Linked DNA regions of Homo sapiens: region 2 is linked to region 1. Evidence: read pairs that join two places in POLR2A ChIA-PET (ENCODE). Cell type or tissue: OCI-LY7. All regions are shown on one strand.

Region 1 (2,500 bases):
ATTGGCAATGAAGTAAAGCCGCTGTCAGGCCCACAGTCCAGGAACCAGCTGAGCTATGCACAAGATGAGGAGGGGGACCTTCTGAATGCAAACAGTTTAAAACACTAAACATTTTCATTTGACATTTATCTTTTCTACTAAACTTTGGAAATGCACCAAATAAAATCCATGTGTTCACCAAACTAAAATAATTATCTCACTCATGACCCTAAAATTACAAGATGTAAATCTCATGAGACTTTGCTAGGAACCAGTTATTTTAAGTAAATAATTAGCCGACTAAAAAAAGGAACTAGGTATAAATAGGAGCATATTAGGTCTCCTGCCTTCTACAGAGAAAAGAAAAGGCCAAAGGAAGATAATGGCAAAAAAAATGATCATACTTCAGTTCAGGCACTGGGAATAAAACACTCCCCTTATCATATAAATTGTGAAAGGAAAATCAATCTTGGGGCCCCAAAATCACTCAGCTAAAAGGAAAAGTCAAACTGGGAGGCAAATCTGCCTCCCATTCCACTCAAAGTCACCCCTCTACTCACTGAGAAAAATGCTTCTGGCTGCCTCTCTCACCCACCTGCGACCTGGAGACCCCCTCCCTGCTTCGAGTTGTCCCGCCTTTCTGGACAGCACCAATGTACATCTTACATATACTGACTGATGTCTCCTGTCTCCCTACAATAAGTAAAACCAAGCTGTGCCCTGACCACCTTGAGCACATGTTGTCAGCACCTCCTGAGGCTGTGTCACAGGCACGTCCTCAATCCTGGCAAAATAAACTTTCTAAATTAACTAAGACCTGTCTCAGATATTCGGGGTTCACAGAAGAAGAGGAAATATATGGATTTAGTTATCTAATTCATTGATTAGCTACGTATACTATATTCGGTTGACAGAAGGAGAAAATATGGCCCTGAAGATAAATATCAGTCAAGTGGAAAGGGAACTTTCATAAAATAAATGAAGAAAAAGGGGTACTGAGTAACAGGATGTTCTCTGCAGAGGTTTCCGGTTACAGGTAGCCCTCAATCTGGCTTCTAATGGCATTAACGTTTTCCACAGAATAAGGAAACACGATCTACTTGGAAGAGAAAGAATTCATGTCAGGAAGCGAATTGCTCAGCTCCATTGTGGCCTGAATAAATGTAAACATGAGACTGTTGTTCCCACAGTTCTGGGAGGTCATCTACTATTCTCAGGACAAAAGCCTTCTCTGCCACACAATTATCTGCCAGACTCCACACTGTACCAGTATCTATGGCCTTCAGCTATTTTAAGCTCAGCTTTCCTAGCAACTTCCTCCCACTCCGCATCACCACCACCCTCACCCGCACCCACCCAATTATCATGTCTGCAACTCAGCTATCCAAGTGTCCTTTCCCTCCACTCCTCCAGCACTGTCATTCTAGGACTAAGACACAAACCGGGGAGGCATATGGCAGAGCAAATTAGAGCCTGGGCTCTTGTGTCAATGGACCTTGATTTGAATCCCAGCTGGACAACCTGGAAGCAAAGGCCTCCTGTCCAAGCAAACAGAAGGAAAGCCACCAACAAAGGGGGAGCGCTGGGAAAAAGGGTTACTGCCCAGCAGGGAGACGGATCACACCAGACAGAGCAAAAGGGAAAAGAGGTGGGGGGAAATTGGGAGGTTTTTCAAAAAATTGAGTTTAATTGACCAAATTGGGCAGTCCTCCCTCAAACCAGAATTGGTTCAGAGTGACTCCCAGAGAGGTCTTTTAAAGCAAAGACTGCAAACTGGCCCTGTTGGGAATTATGAAAGCCAAGTGCCTGAGCGCCGTGGGCTGATGGCCTCCAGGTGGGCACAGGCGCTCTGCCTGCTCGGGGGCACGGTACCGGGTCAGCCCACACCGCTGTCAGCAGGCGAGGCAGCCAGGTCAGGGCAATCACTTAGTAACCAATTTCAACCTGTTTCCTCAGTTGTAAAGTGGGATGAAAGAGCCTACCCACAAAGTAAGTGTGGGCAATAAACAAGATATTGCCACACAAGCACTCTCTAAATGTTGTTCTTAGACCTGTTATATGTTCTTTAAGTATTTTGCAAATTGCGGTTCAGTGGCAGGATCCCTGGCTGCCACCCAGGAGCCCAGGCTCCTCTCCAGGCCAAGCAGTATCATCTTCACCCTGGGCTTGTCAAGGTCAAATAAAAATATAAAGCTGAATCCCTAAAACAGTTTCATTTGGGAAAAGAGAATTGCAACTTGGGGCATAGAGAAAGACCAGGTGCTCTTCGGTATGTGCGAAGAAAAAACGGAAGGCTGGGGGTTTTATGAGAAAGAGAAAAGTCATCATCTATGTGGCCCCGCTGCGAGCCGCTCCTTTGATCTTAAAGAAACTTGACAGCATATGAAGACTGAATATCCATGTGAATGCATGACACGAAGAACATGGTGACAGCGTCTGCTCTCTGCAAGTGAACAGGCTCAGAAAAGTCTGAGGGACTCTCTGAATGAACTTAAAAATTCTGCTTGTTAACAACAAGTTT
Region 2 (2,500 bases), 530 kb before region 1:
ACTAGGGCAGGTGACTCATGCCCTGGGGCCCAAACAACACATCCATGACACACTGCTAAGCTTGGCCTCGCTTCCCTCCTCTCCAGAGGGCTAAATCACGAGGCTCTCTGCAAAGAAAACCCTGGGCCTTGGGAGAAAGACGGCACCTTCCTCAACTCCAGGTGACCCTTGAACAACATGGGTTTGAACTGCATGGTCCACTTATGCACAGATTTCCTTCCATCTCTGCCACCTGCGAGACAGCAAGACCTACCCCTCCTCATCCTCCTCTTCAGCCTCCTCAATGTAAAGACAAGAAGGGTGAAGACCTTTATGATGATCCGCTTCCACCTAATGAGTAAATATGTTTTCTGTCCCTTATCATCTTCTTTATAACATTTTCTTTTCTCCAGCTTACTTTATCATAAGAATGCAGTAACATATAACTTACAAAATAAAATACACATAATGACATACAAAATATGTGTTCATTGACTGTTCTCAGTAAGGCTTCTGGTCAACAGCAGGCTATTCGTAGTTAAGTTTTAGGAGAGTCAAAAGTTACACATGGGTTTTTGAGTTACACAACACTGAGGGCAGTGGTGTGGGAGGCCCACGCCTTCAACACGTGGGCCTGATGTCCCTGTCCCTGCCTCAGCTCCCACTGGACACGTCTGCCGATTCTTTGACAATTGCTAAGTGTTGGGCCCTTGCCGGCCACTGTGACGGGGGTAGGGACGGGGGTAGGGACAACGAGATGGAGCCGATGCTTAGGGCACCGCCTTTCAGGAGCCTAGGGGCCCCGGGGAGAGCCCTGCACACCTTCTGTCCCCTGCAGCCAGCACACCTGGCATCACGCTCACCTTCCCCACTTAACCAGCCCCCTCCTCAGACTCCCGGGCAGTCACTGCTACCACCTGCTTCCTCACCCCGCAGGTTCAGACCCTGGAGTTGTCACTGACGCTTCCCTTGCCCTCCCCAGTGCCCAGGTCTGGGCAGCCCCAGCCCTGGTTCCCACGCTCTTCACCCCTCTCCATGCATCCGTCTTTTCCATGCCTCCTGCTGCCACCCTGGTCACACTCTCCTCTCTCTGACCTGGACTTCCAGCTGCCCTCCCTGCCATCTCTGCTCCCCCAGGCCACCCTCTGCATGGGGCAAGCCCAGTGAGGGACAATGAGCGTAAACATACGTGCCCTGGTGTTGATGATGCATAGAATTAGGAAGGGCGATGAAGATTCCTCTTCCAAGCGTGTCCCTTGAACAAGGAATTGCACCTCACCCTGGTCATGAATGTGTAGCAAGGCAATGGGTGCCAAGTCCCCTGGGATTCAGCTGCAACCCAGGCCAGCTGTGTGCCCTTGGGCAAGTCACGCCTCTCTCTGAGTCTCAGTTCCCCCTAGGACATTAAGGGGGATGAGTGTGGGGGCTTTCAGTAGCTTTGTTCAGTTTGCATCCTCTACATCTATGCCTTAGTTGTCTGCATTTTCCTGGCTCCAACCTGCTTCTAAGCGGGTATCTGGGAACAGAAAGAAAGAGGAGAGGAAGGAGGGGTCCTCACTCCTGATAAGCTGCAGTGGCAGCATCAGCCTTCAGGGCAAGGGGGCATCTGGCGGGGCAGTGGTCTCAGGAAGACATGAGGGGAAGCCCCCCCATCCGCCTGCATCCCATGGCTCCCCCGAGCTCTTGGCTCCTGGGCAGAGGGGTTTCCTGGCTGCTTTCTTGTGCCTTCCACCTTTGAGGATGAATTCTTTCTCCACCTTTAAGCACATTGACAAGATTAATGCCATAATCGGGAGGGGCTGCCATGGAGGCTCAGGGGTCTCTGAGCAATAACTCCTAATTCAGAAATTTATCTAGGGCAGCAAAGACAAGGGCACTCCCCACCAGGACCGGCCCTGCCGGGAAGGAGAGGAGCAGGTCTGCAGGCTCACCGCCCGCCGAAACATCCGCTTTGCACATGCCTAATTATAACTTGGGTTGCTACAAACGGAAATGGACTAAACCCATTAAATCTATTTTTTCTCCCGTGGTGGGAGGGAGTATGGATTTCTTAAAGATAGAGAATTTAAATTAAGCTTTAAAACTGTGACTGAGCGAGATTTAATACTGACAATTAGCCTGGACAAACAGTTAATCGTCCTGGCGGGGTAATTTATATACGTTCCATGTGCCCACGAGGCAGACAGCACACTGCACTGCAAATTAGTGCAAGGAAAGAGGCTTCGCTCCTCCTCGAGCTGCAGCCTGGGGGGGCGGGGGCTGTTTAGAGCTTCCCATCCCAGTGGCCTGACGTGGCAGGAGCAGGGTGGGCTGTCCCATTTTACGGGGTCTGCCTGGCAGACAGCCACCCAGATGTCTCAGACCCTGGTCCCTGGAATGGGAGTGGTCAGTGCAGCTGTTTCAGGGCTTGGAAAGGGAAAATCTTGCCTCTTCCTTCCAGGGAGGACATGGCGTAGTAGGCGGAGCTCAGAATTCTTGGAGGGTTTATTTTCTTTTATTTTTAAGTTTATTTTTATTTTTT

The links. Peaks named below come from ENCODE experiments on the same cell type or tissue, not always from the same donor. Only the 100,000 strongest peaks of a DNase experiment are listed, where the experiment ranks them.
Region 2: POLR2A ChIA-PET joins it to region 1 with 15 read pairs; 2 of 35 experiments call an interaction of 5 or more read pairs at or near these places.

What each region holds. Positions count from the first base shown.
Region 1 is chr17:77,163,543-77,166,042 of GRCh38, reverse strand. The region is part of intron 3 of SEC14L1 (SEC14 like lipid binding 1); the gene reads right to left. Among named protein-coding and RNA genes, the nearest start is that of SEC14L1, 24 kb to the right of the region's middle. RefSeq lists an enhancer at 2,187-2,500. In OCI-LY7, no CTCF peak of the experiment used is centred here; no DNase peak of the experiment used is centred here; H3K27ac peaks cover 608 bases.
Region 2 is chr17:77,690,215-77,692,714 of GRCh38, reverse strand. No RefSeq gene overlaps it. Among named protein-coding and RNA genes, the nearest start is that of LINC01987, 37 kb to the left of the region's middle. RefSeq lists enhancers at 389-1,267, 1,268-2,147. In OCI-LY7, a CTCF peak has its summit at 1,247; DNase peaks (open chromatin) are centred at 1,314 and 1,934; H3K4me3 peaks cover 1,272 bases; H3K27ac peaks cover 970 bases.